Linked DNA regions of Homo sapiens: region 2 is linked to region 1. Evidence: read pairs that join two places in POLR2A ChIA-PET (ENCODE). Cell type or tissue: HCT116. All regions are shown on one strand. Each heading gives the region's core, and the rest is flanking DNA. Links, peaks and the distances in the headings are about the cores only. Region 1 has its middle 3.2 kb from the start of ERF. Region 2 overlaps LOC124904724 (a long non-coding RNA gene).

What was found. Peaks named below come from ENCODE experiments on the same cell type or tissue, not always from the same donor. Only the 100,000 strongest peaks of a DNase experiment are listed, where the experiment ranks them.
Region 2: POLR2A ChIA-PET joins it to region 1 with 7 read pairs; 2 of 35 experiments call an interaction of 5 or more read pairs at or near these places.

What each region holds. Positions count from the first base shown.
Region 1 is chr19:42,255,190-42,261,490 of GRCh38, forward strand. No RefSeq gene overlaps it. Among named protein-coding and RNA genes, the nearest start is that of ERF, 3.2 kb to the left of the region's middle. RefSeq lists silencers at 1-140, 3,424-3,624 and enhancers at 636-1,167, 1,963-2,784, 2,785-3,605. In HCT116, for the core only: no CTCF peak of the experiment used is centred there; a DNase peak (open chromatin) is centred at 3,531; H3K4me3 peaks cover 691 bases; H3K27ac peaks cover 2,194 bases.
Region 2 is chr19:43,672,321-43,678,621 of GRCh38, forward strand. The region is part of intron 2 of LOC124904724 (a long non-coding RNA gene); the gene reads left to right. Among named protein-coding and RNA genes, the nearest start is that of PLAUR, 5.3 kb to the left of the region's middle. RefSeq lists an enhancer at 3,114-3,213. In HCT116, for the core only: no CTCF peak of the experiment used is centred there; a DNase peak (open chromatin) is centred at 3,251; H3K4me3 peaks cover 1,346 bases; H3K27ac peaks cover 1,873 bases.

The DNA.
Region 1 (6,301 bases), core at 2,147-4,646:
CCGGCCGGCGACGTCACCGCCGCGTCGCCATGGAGACACTGCGCCCGCCCCCTCCCCGCGCACTCACACACACGCTCGTCGGCGCGCAGCCACTGAGGACCGGCCGGCTCTGGGCTTAAAGGGGCCGCGCGGCGGGGGAGGGAGGAAGGAGGGGGTGGGGGTGGGATGGGGTCCCGCGGGTCATGACCCTAGTCAGAGGCTCCGAGTCTGCAGCTAACTTAAGTCTTCGGCACTCGCTACCTGCTGCCCCTCCTCCTCTCCTGCCCACTGCGGGCTCCAGAGTTTCTTTTGGGAGCCTGTATGGGAAAACGGGGGGCCCTTCCGAGGAAGCGGGGGTCAGAAACTTTTGTGGGGAGGGGGCAGAATCTTCTCTGCAGAGGGGCGGGGTCAGGACCTTAGAAGATGATGAAGACCACAGCATTTCCCAGCTTGGTTTTACCCAACCCCCCAACCCTGAGCCTGAATGGGGGCAGCTGTCCAGGGGTGGGGTGGAATGGGTGGGATGCATTTCCCAGCATCGGAAATGGGGAGGCGGCTGTGCCCTCCGCTCCTGTGGGGATGGGGTCTTGGCTTCCCTGATAACCCCCGTCCAGCTGGGGAGGAAGTGACCAGAGAGAATGCATTTGGAAGCCCCCACCACCACCGTCCCCAGGCTGCAGCTGTCCCGGGGATAGGGCTGGCGCCGGAGGTCCCCCCACGTCCACTACTAGGACCGGGGGTTCCGGAGGCGGGGCCGGGATACGAGGGGGCGACCAAAGTCTGAACAAATGTGCTCCCAAGGGGCACTGAGGGTCGCCAGGAGAGAGGAAGACAGGGCTTAAGATCGAAAGCCAGAGCGTAGAGAAGTGTTAAGTCTCCGTTCTCTGCCTCAGCCGGGAGGGAAGGATGAAGCCTGAGGCTCTGGGAAACAGGAAATCACAGCGCAGATCTGATGGAGCCCAGGAGCCGGCAGCAGGGTAGAGGCCAAATAGAAGCAATATTCACAGGCATAGCCTGGAAACAGAGTCTCAAAAAAGACTCTGAGGTTCCGAAGGAGGGGCGTATGGGTGGCGGGCGGGAGTTGGGGGGGCTGGGTGGGGGACGAATCCAGAAGATGGGCGGGGAGACAGAAAAGTCACAGATAGGGAAGGCCTGCGGAGCTCAGGCTCCCGGTACCCAGGGCTTCAATCCCAGCCTCCTCGCTTGCGGGGTACCTAGTCCACCTTAGACAGGCTCCTCACCAGTGCCTAAAAAAAAAAGTCTCAGGCCTCCTCCTTGGGGAGACCAAGGGCTCCAGGGAAGCTTTCCCCCACAACCCCCGGGAATTATGTAACCTTGCCTACGGACAGTACAGCTCCCCCACGGATATTGTAACCCTCTGGGAGCGGTGTGGTCCAGCAATAATAATCATCTTCATTGTTCGAATAACAGCTCCCGAATTCCGAGTGTTCATGATGTGCCAGGCACCGGGCCAAGCATTGTCAGGGGCATCTTCTCATTTAATCCTCACAAAATCCCAACGAGGGGAATTACTGCTGTTATCCCCATTTACAGATAAAGAAAGTGATGCTCTCTGAGGGAAAATCAGTCCACTAAATCTTACAGCCAGGAAGTATTGGAACTAAGATTCGAACCCAGATCTAACCAATTCCAAACCACCACATTTACCCTTTACCATTATGCTTTATTACCTCTTTTACTACCCCCTCCAAAAAAAAAAAAATGCAGATTTTCAAAGATACTACATCAGGGCCCGGCGCAGTGGCGCACGCCTGTAAACCTAGCACTTTGGGAGCCGAGGCGGGAGATCACTTCAGGTCAGAAGTTCCAGACCAGCCTGGCCAACATGGTGAAACCCCATCTCTACTAAAAGTACAGAAATTTGCCAGGCGTGGTGGCGCACCTGTAATCCCGGCTACTCAGGAGGCTGAGGCAGGAGAATCGCTTGAACCCAGGAGGATCGCTTGAATCCAGGAGGCGGAGGCTGTAGTGAGCCGAGATCGCTCCGCTGCACTCCACCCTGGGTAACAGCAAAACTCCGTCTAAAAATAAATAAATAAAAAGGCTGGGCGCGGTAGCTCACGCCTGTAATCCCAGCACTTTGGGAGGCCGAGGCAGGTGGATCACCTGAGGTCTGTAGTTCGAGACCAGCCTGACCAACATGGAGAAACCCCGTCCCTACTAAAAATACAAAAAATTAGCCGGGCTTGGTGGTGCATGTCTGTAATCCCAGCTGCTCGGGAGGCTAAGGTAGAATCGCTTGAACCCGGGAGGGGGTTGGTTGCGGTGAGCTGAGATCGCGCCATTGCACTCCAGCCTGGGCAACAAGAGCGAAACTCAGTTTCAAAACAAACAAACAAACAAAAAGATAACACATCAGTAACAAACCCAGTGACCCCTACCCTCCCACCAGCAAGACAGAGATGAGTTACACCCAACCTTTTTTTTTTTTTTTTGAGACGGAGTCTCACTCTGTCGTCCAGGGTGGAGTGCAGTGGCCCCATCTCGGCTCACTGCAAGCTCCGCCTCCCGGGTTCACGCCATTCTCCTGCCTCAGCCTACTGAGTAGCTGGGACTACAGGCGCCCCCCACCACGCCCGGCTAATCTTTTGTATTTTTAGTAGAGACAGGGTTTCACCGTGTTAGCCAGGATGGTCTCAATCTTCTGACCTCGTGATCCGCCAGCCTCAGCCTCCCAAAGTGCTGGGATTACATGTGTGAGCCACCACACCTGGCTGTTACACCCAACCTTTGCTACTTCTTGTCTCTGACAAGGCAAGTGAACTCAGTTCACCTCTTTTTTTTTTTTTTTTTTTTTTTGAGATGGGGGTCTCACTGTGTTGCCCAGGCTGGATTGCAGTGGCACAATAATGGCTCACTACAGCCTCGACTTCCCTGCCTCAAGCAATTCTCCCACTTCAGCCTCCTGAGTAGCTGGGACTACAGACACATGCCACCATGCCCAGTTACTTTTTTTTTTTTTTGAGATGGAATTTTGCTCTTGTCACCCAGGCTGTAAGTGCAATGGCACGATCTTGGCCCACTGCAACCTCTGCCTCCCTGGTTCAAGCAATTTTCCTGTCTCAGCCTCCTGAGTAGCTGGAATTACAAGCGCCCACCACCATGCCCAGCTTTTTTTTTTTTTTTTTTTTTTTGAGACGCAGTTTTGCTCTCCTTGCCCAGGCTGGAGTGCAGTGACACCATCTTGGCACATCGCAACCTCCGTCTCCTGGGTTCAAGCAATTCTCCTGCCTCAGCCTCCCGAGTAGCTAGGATTACAGGCATGCGCCACCACGCCCAGCTAATTTGTATTTTTAGTAGAGACGGGGTTTTTCCATGTTGGTCAGGCTGGTTTTGAACTCCTGACCTCAGATGATCCACCCGCCTCAGCATCCCAAAGTGCTGGGATTACAGGCGTGAGCCACCATGCCCAGCCAACCCAGCTAATTTTTTTTTATTTTTAGTGGAGTTGGGGTCTCTCTGTGTTGACCAGGATAGTCTCCAACTCCTGGGCTCAAACGATCCGCCCACCTTGGCCTCCCAGAGTGCTGGAATTACAGGTGTGAGTCACCCTGCCTAGCGAAGTTCACCTCTTTTTTTTTTTTTTTTTTTTTGAGATGGAGTCTCGCTCTTTCGCCCAGGCCAGACTGCAGTGGCGCTATCTCGGCTCACTGTAAGCTCCGCCTCCCGGGTTCACGCCATTCTCCTGCCTCAGCCTCCCGAGTAGCTGGGACTACAGGCACCCGCCATCACGCCCAGCTAATTTTGTGTATTTTTAGTAGAGACGGGATTTCACCGTGTTAGCCAGAATGGTCTCGATCTCCTGACCTCGTGATCCGCCCTCCTTGGCCTCCCAAAGTGCTGGGATTACAGGCGTGAGCCACTGCGCCTGGCCAAGTTCACCTCTTTGAGCCTCAATTTTCCTCATTTGTAAAATGGAGGTGTTAATAGATCCTACATGATCAAGTTATTGTGAAAAATCAGAGATGTGGCCAGGCGAGGTGGCTCACACCTGTAATCCCAGCACTTTGTGAGGCCGAGGCAGGTGGATCACCTGAGGTCAGGAGTTCCAGACCATCCTGGCCAACATGGTGAAAACCCGTCTCTATTAAAAATACAAAAATTAGCTGGGCGTGGTGGCTGGCGCCTGTAATCCTAGCTACTCAGGAGGCTAAGGCAGGAGAATCATTTGAACCCGGGAGGCGGAGGTTGCAGTGAGCCGAGATCATGCCATTGCACTCCAGCCTGAGTGACAGGGCGATACTCCGTCTTAAAAAAAAAAAAAAAAGAAAAAAAGAAAAATCAGAGATGCAAAGTAAGTATGCAATAAATACTGTTAATAATTATTAGCAGAGTGAACTCTATGCCCCATGGATAACAAGAGCACTCTACCCTACAGACTCCAACTGTAACAACAGTTAGAGTAAACAGCAATAAACAGGCTGGCTGCAGTTTGTGTCTGACACATGTAATCCCAGCACTTTGGGAGGCCGAAGCAGGAGAATTTCAAGAGGCCAGGAGTTCAAGACCAGCCTGGGCAACAGAGTGAGACTCTCTCTACAAAAAATTTATTTATTTTTTTTTTTATTTATTTGAGATGGAGTCTCCCTGTGTCACCCAGGATGCAGTGCAGTGGCAGGATCTCAGCTCACTGCAACCTCTTCCTCCCAGGTTCAAGCAATTCTCCTGCCTCAGCCTCCCGAGTAGCCTAGATTACAGGCTTGCGCCACCACGCCCGGCTAATTTTGTGTTTTTAGTAGAGATGGGGTTTCTCCATGTTGGCCAGGCTGGTCTCGAACTCCTGACCTCAGGTGATCCGCCCACCTCGGCCTCCCAAAGAGCTGGGATTACAGGCGTGAGCCACCAAGCCTGGCCGGGAGGATGGTTCTTACTGGCAGATCTGTGTCCGTGGTGTCCAAAGGGCAGCCCAGGCTTATGTTTTCTTTTTCTTCTTTTTTTTTTTTTTAATTTTTATTTTAAGTTCTGGGATACATGTGCAGGACGTACAGGTTTGTTACATAGGTAAACGTGTGTCATGGTGGTTTACTGCACCTATCAACCCATCACCTAGGTGTTAAGGGACATTTTTTCTTAAAAATAAAATTTAAAAAAATAAAGCACACTGCACTGACAGTGTGAAATTGTGTATTAATGTCATAATCCCACTCTGACCCAGATGGTTGGCTCAAACTCAGTGTTTCTATGAAACACAATCACGGATGATCGGCATGCCTCGTGGGAGAATCTGAACGATCCGCGGAGAGTGAAAGTCCCTCGTGAAAATGTCGTCTGGGCCTCTTAAGTTTGGTGGTTTGTGCAAACGTGTCCATGGATATTGTAATCTTTCAGTGGCCTATGTGACTCCAATTGCTTTATCAACACTGATACCCACCCCCAGAGATGGTAGAGATGGTGAAATATTGGCCAGGTGCGGTGGCTCATGCCCGTAATCCCAGCACTTTGGGAGGCTGAGGTGGGCAGGTGGATCACCTGAGGTCAGGAGTTCAAGTCCAGCCTGGCCAACATGGTGAAACCCTGTCTCTACTAAAACTACAAAAATTAGCTGGACATGGTGTCGGGTGCCTGTAACCCCAGCTACTCAGAAGGCTGAGGCAGGAGAATCGATTGAACCCAGGAGACAGATGTTGCAGTGAGCTGAGATTGGGTTCAAGTGATTCTCCTGCCTCAGACTCCCGAGTAGCTAGGATTACAGGCGCACGCCACCATGCCCAGCTAATTTGTTTTTGTATTTTTAGTAGAGGCAGGGTTTCACCATGTTGCCACGCTGGTCTCAAACTCCTGACCTCAGGTAACCACCCTCTTTGGCCTCCTGAAGTGCTGAGATTACAGGCCTGAGCCACCACACCCAGCTTTTTTATTTTTTATTTATTATTTTTTTTTTGAGGTGGAATTTCGCTTCGTCACCCAGGCTGGAGTGCGTTGGCACGATCTCGGCTCACTGTCACCTCCACCTCTTGGGTTCAAGCAATTCTGCCTCAGCCTCCCAAGTAGCTGCGATTACAAGTACCCGCCACCACGCCTGGCTGAAAACCCTGTTTTCTTCCCCCCCGAGACAGAGTCTTTCTCTATTACCCAGGCTGGAGTGCAGTGGCACAATCTTGGCTCACTGCAACCACCGCCTCCCGGGTTCAACCTATTCTTCTGCCTCAGCCTCCCAAGTAGCTGGGATTACAGGTGCCCACCACCATGCCCGGCTAATTTTTGTATTTTTAGTAGAGATGGGGTTTCAACATGTTGGACAGGCTGGTCTTGAACTCCTGACCTCGTGATCTGCCTCAGCCTCCCAAAGTGCTGGGATTAC
Region 2 (6,301 bases), core at 1,995-4,494, 1.4 Mb after region 1:
GTGAGCTGTTTTAGGTGGGTGATCCAGGAGGGGTTCCCTGAGCAAGTGGCATTCAAGCAGAGGCTGAATGCAGTGAGGGAAGAAGTAGGGCAGATGGGCAGGGAACCTTTCCAAGGAGCAGGAACAACCAGTGCAAAGGCCTTGAGGTGGAAGCCTGATGAGATTCTAGGAACAGAAGAGATGTCAGTGTGGCTGGAACAGATTAGGAGAGGAAGAGAGTCGTAGGGGATGAGTAAGTGGTAGCTACTTCTACTGCTGTAATAATGATTATACTATGTGATTTGTTGTCGTTGTTGTTGTTGTTTTTGAGACAGAGTCTCACTTTGTCTCCCAGGCTGGATGCAATGGCGTGGTCTCGGCTCACTGCAACTTCCACCTCCCAGGTTCAAGGGATTCTCATGCATGCCTGGCTATTTTTTTTTTTTTTTTGAGTCGGAGTTTCTTTCTTGTTACCCAGGCTGGAGTGCAATGGCACGGTCTCGGCTCACTGCAACTTCTGCCTCCCAGGTTCAAGAGGTTCTCCTGCCTCAGCCTCCTGAGTAGCTGAGATTACAGGCATTCTCCACCATGCCTGGCGAATTTTTTGCATTTTTAGTAGAGATGGGGTTTCACCATGCTGGCCAGACTGGTCTTGAACTCCTGACTTCAGGTGATCCACCCGCCTCAGCCTCCCAAAATGCTGGGATTACAGGCTTGAACCACTGCGCCCAGCCCTAATTTTTGTATTCTTAGTAGAGATGGGGTTTCGCCATGTCGGCTAGGCTGGTCTCGAACTCCTGACTTCAGATGATCAACCTGCCTCAGCCTCCCAAAGTGCTGGGATTACAGGGGTGAGCCACCGCACCCGGCCCTAATTTTTGTATTGTTAGTAGAGATGGGGTTTCACCATGTCTGCCAGGCTGGTCTCTAACTCCTGACTACAGGTGATCCACCCACCTTGGCCTCCCAAATTGCTGAAATTACAGACATGAGCTACCGCTTCCAGCCTGTACTATGTGATTCTTACTAACTCATTGAAGCTGTAAGCTAATGATTTTAAGATAAGGTTAGAAAACAAAAAACAAAAAAACTCCCAATGGTGAGCACAGTGGTTCATGCCTATAATCTCAGCACTTTGGGAGGCGAAGGCTGGAGGATTGCTTGAGCTCAGGGGTTCGAGACCACCCTGGGCAACATAGTAAGACCTTGTATCTATAAAAAAATAAAATTACAGCCTGGACAACATAGCGAGACCTTGTCTCTATGAAAAATAGAAAAATTAGCCAGGTGTCGTGGTGCACACTTGTGGTCTCAGCTACTCTCTGGTTGAGGTGGGAGGATCACTTGAGCCCCAGGGGTTTGAGGCTGCAGTGAGCCAAAATCGAGCTACTGAACTCGAGCCTGGGCAACAAAAGTGAGACTGAAAAAAAAAAAAAAAAGAACTCCCAGAGAATTTCCTAAGAGGTAGTATAGCCCAATGGTTAAGAGTGTGGGAGCTGGTCTCAGATTGTGAAAATCTAAATTGCATCTACATATTGGCTGTGTCACCTCTAGCAGGTTACTTAATCTATCTCTGTGCCCAAGCCCCTTATCTGGAAAGTAGAGATAGCAAGTATCACCCTCCCAGGGCTGGTGTACTGCGGAGGTAAAAGAATCCACCTAAAATGACTGAGCATGGTGGCTCATGTCTATAATACCAGTGCTTTGGGAGACCAAGGCAGGTGGATCACTTGAGGTCAGGAGTTCAAGACCAGCCTGGCCACCATGGCAAAACCCTGTCTCTACTAAAAAATACAAAAAAATTAGCTAGGTGTGGTGGCATGCACCTGTAGTCCCAGCTACGCAGGAGGCTGAGGCACGAGAATTGCTTGAACCTGGGAGGCAGAGATTGCAGTGAGCCGAGATCGCACCACTCCACTCCAGCCTGTGCGACAGAGCTAGACTCCATCTAAAACAAACAAACAAACAAACAAAAAGAAGAATGCTCCTAAGATGCTTGCCACAGTGCCTGGTACATAGTATGTGCTCAATAAAAGCGATAGCTGCCAGTATTATCATTGTTGCAACTCTGGACATTCACCTCTTCCTGGAGTAGGAAGGGAGATGGAGGCCTGTCATTGAGTCTGACGTCAACAGTTATCACGCGTCAGCTGCTGAAGTGGGCACTTCCCTGGCTGGGTCACCCTGGGCCAATGACATTCTTCTTTCTGAGCCTCAGTTTTCTCAGCTGGAGAAGGGGATCCCTCTTGGGCTGGTGTGAAAACTAAACTAGATCGGAATGTACATGAGGTGGGGAAATAGACAGTTGGGGTGTTGGTCCAAGCAGGCTTGAGACCCAGCTCAGCCACTTGCTTCTGGGTGACCCTGGGCAGATGGCTTCACTCCATCAATCCCCGGCTTTGCCACCTATGAAATGGGTCTGGGGTGGGTAGGGGGCATCTCTCAGTGAAGAGAAAACTCAGGTTTGAGGGTCATGCGGAGCTGTGTGCTGTGCTGCTACCACTTCCTGGTGGGATGACCTCACTTCTCTAAGCCACAATTTCCCAATTTCCCTTTTTTTTTTTTTTTTTTTTTTTTTGAGACAGAGGCATGATCATAGCTCACTGCTGCCTTGAACTCCTGGGCTCAAGCGAAACTCCCACTTCAGCCTCCTGAGTAGTTGGGACCTAGGGGTGTGCACCACCATGCCTGGCTATTTTCTCATATTTCGTGTTTTTTGTAGAGATGGAGCCTTGGTCTGTTCCCCAGGCTGGTCTTGAACTGCTGGGTTCGAGTGATCCTCCCGCCTTGGCCTCCCAAAGTGGTGGGATTACAGGTGTGAGCCACTATGCTCAGCCAATTTCCTCTTTAACGAATGAGAGGTATTTCAGAGCCCACTCATCCCTGCCCAAGGCTGCCCTCGCCTCCTGAAATTTCTGTCTCTCCCTGTGTCTTTGTCTTTTTCTATCTCTCTGTTTTGTTGTTTTCTTTGTCTCTGTCCCTCTTTCTCTCTCTCAATGCCTATCTCTCTCTCTCTCCAACTCTATCACTTTCTCTCTCTGTACCTCGATCTCTGTATCTGTTTGTCTCTCTCTTCATGTCTTTTTATCTCTGCTTCTCCCTTTTCTCTGTCTCTCCCCATGGCTCTCTTTCTCTTTCTGTGTCATTGTTTCTGTTTCTCTTTCTGATTCTTTCTCTCTGTCTCTCCCTCAAGTGACACACACACACACCTGTAAGGTTCTGCTGACGTGTAAAGGGAAGGGAAATGCAGGGATCAGGACCTGGACACTCTCCAGAAACACGGCAGGGATGTCGGCTCCTTCCTCCTCGTGACTCACCTGGGCCTCACCCAGCTCTTGCCTGCCTGCGGGATCATGGGTGAGGCCCATGGGTTTCGGGGGCTTCCCCAGCCTGTGGAGAGGAGAATTTCAGGCAGAGACAGAGAGGGTGATAGAGGAGGAGGCAAAGAGAGGGAGAGACAGAGAGAGAGAGAGAGAGCTGGGGATAGAGATGGAGGTGGGGAAACGAGGGAGAGGGAGAGAGAAGAGACCCACAGACAGACTGGCTCAGGGGAAATCTGAGATGGGGGTGTGGGGGGAGTGAGAGAGACAGAAAACAGCAACCGAAGAACAAGGACAGGGAGAAAGAAAAATGGGCAAGCAGGGAGAGAGAGAAGATAAGAGACTGACAGAGGAGTTAGAGAAAACAACACACAGTTGCCTTCAGAGAACACAAAATAGACACAGAGATACAGGGACACTGTGTGTGTGCGTGTGTGCATGTGTGCGCGTGTGTGCATGCGTGTGCATGTGTGTGAGTGTACGTGCATGCGTGTGTGCGCACACATGTGTTTGTGTGCATGTGTGTGCATGTGTGTGTGCGCGCACGTGTTTGTGTGCCTGTGTGTGTGTGTGTGCATATGTGCATGTGTGAGTGTGTGTATGCATGCATGTGTGTGAGTGTGCCTGCATGCATGCGTGTGTGTGTGTGTGTGCACCTGTTTGGGGCTCCCTCATCCTCTTGCCACCTGCCATGATGAAGTGACTGCCCTCTGGCCTGGCCGCTGGGAAGGTCCTTCTCTGGTTGGGGAGGTGGGGGGGATGGGGGGTGGCTGAGCTGATGGTAGGGAAAGGGCCATCGCTCATAACCTCCCCTTTCTGGGACGCCTAACAGGCCACACTGATGTGGCTTTCAGATCCTGGCCTGGACACCTCTTAGATGTAGAGGACCTCTCCACTCAGGGCCTCCCTGGGGAGTGGAAGAGCTGGTAAACCCTTGAGTCCAATAACCCTCTTCCCCCGTTTTCCAGGCAGAGAAACTGAGGTCCAAAGGGAAGACTTTTTATTTTTTTGAGATAACGTCTGGCTTTATCGTCCATGCTGGAGTGCAGTGGTGAGATCTCAGCTCACTGCAACCTCCACCTCCTGGGCTCAAGCCATCCTCCCACCTCAGCTGCCCAAGCAGGTGGGATGACAGGCGTGCACTACCACGCCTGGCTAATTTTTGTATTTTTTGTAGAGACAACATTTCACCATGTTCTCCAGGCTGGTCTTGAACTCCTGAGCTCAAGCGATCTGCCCACCTCCACCTCCCAAAGTCCTGGGATTACAGGCATGAGCCACGGCGCCCGGCCTAAAACAGGAGACTTTAAATGAGTTTCTCCCCGTCTCAAGTTTATTGTGTTTGTGTTACAGTGGGTACTGTTTTGAGAGTATTATCTATATTATTGGTGAATCTGTAAATATCCTATTTCGTACACACACACGGAAACTGAGGATTAGAGAGGTGTGGTGGGCTGAGAGATGGTCCCCGAAAATATCCAGGTCCTAAGCCCTGGAGCCTATGGGTGTTACCTTAAAGGAAAAAAGGGTCTTTGCAGATATGATTAAGTTAAGGAACTTAATCAGGAACATTTTCCTAATTATCCAGATGGGCCCTAAGTGTAATCAGAAGTGCCCCTGGAGGAAGGAGGGACAGGGACATTTGACTGTAGACAGAAGAAAAGTAAGTCATGGGAGAGAAGCAGAGGAAAACAGGGTGGGAGACAGAAGGTATTTGCTGCGGGCTTTGATGATGGAGAAATGGCCAAGAACCAAGAAACGTAAGAAATGCAGCTCCTGCTGGAAAACGACAAGGAAATCACTCACCCCGGACATCTCTTGACCAGGGCACTGCTCTGCTGACACCTTGATTTTGATTACATGAGACACATTTTGTACTTCTGACCTCCAGTCTGTGAGAGAATAAATTTCTGTTGTTTTAAGCCACTAGATCTAAGCTAATTTGTTACAGCAAAATAGGACACCAATACAAGAGGTTAACTCACTTGCCTAAATTGAGCTGATATTTTTTATTTTTTGAGACACGGTCTTGCTCTGTTGCCTAGGCTGGAGTGCAACGGCAGGATCATAGCTGATTGCGGCCTCCAGTTCCTGGCCTCAAGTGATCCTCCTGCCTCAGCCTCCTGAGTAACTGGAACTACAGGCCCATGTGACCAAGCCTGGCTGATTTTAGAGAGCTTTTTTGTTTGTTTGTTTGTTTTGAGGTGGATTCTGGCTCTGTTGCCCAGGCTGGAGTACAGTGGTGCAATCTCAGCTCACTGCAACCTCCACATCCCAGGTTCAAGCAATTCTCCTGCCTCAGCCTCCTGAGTAGCTGGGATTACAGATGCCTGTCATCATGCTCGGCTAATTTTTGTATTTTAGTAGAGACGGGGTTTCACTATGTTGGCCAGGCTGGGCTTGAACTCCTGTCCTCAGTTGATCCACTCACCTTGGCCTCCCGAAGTGCTGGGATTACAGGCATGAGCCATCGTGTCTGGCTGCCTGGCTGATTGAATTTTTTTTTTTAATAGAGACGGTGGGGGAGGGTGGGGGGTCTCACTATGTTGCCCAGGCTGGTCTTGAACTCGTGGCCTCCATCATTCCTCCAGTGTTGGCCTCCCAAAGTGTTGGAATTAATAGGCTTGAACTACCACATCTGGCTTCTAAACTGACTTGTTAGGCCAGGTGTGGTGCCTCATGCTTGTAATCCCAGAACTTTGGGAGGCCGAGGCGGAAGGATCACTTGAGGTCAGGATTTCAAGATCAGCCTGGCCGACATGGTGAAACCCCGTCTCTACTTTAAAAAAATATAAAAATTAGCCTGGTATGGTGGCAGGTGCCTGTAATCCCAGCTACTCAGGAGGCTGAGGCATGAGAATCACTTGAACCCGGGAGGTGGAGGTTGCAGTGAGCCGAGAACGCGCCACTGCACTCCAGCCTAAACAACAGGGCGAGACTCTGTCTCAAAAATAAATAAATAAATAAATAAAATAAGATAAACTGACTTGCTAAGTGTAGTG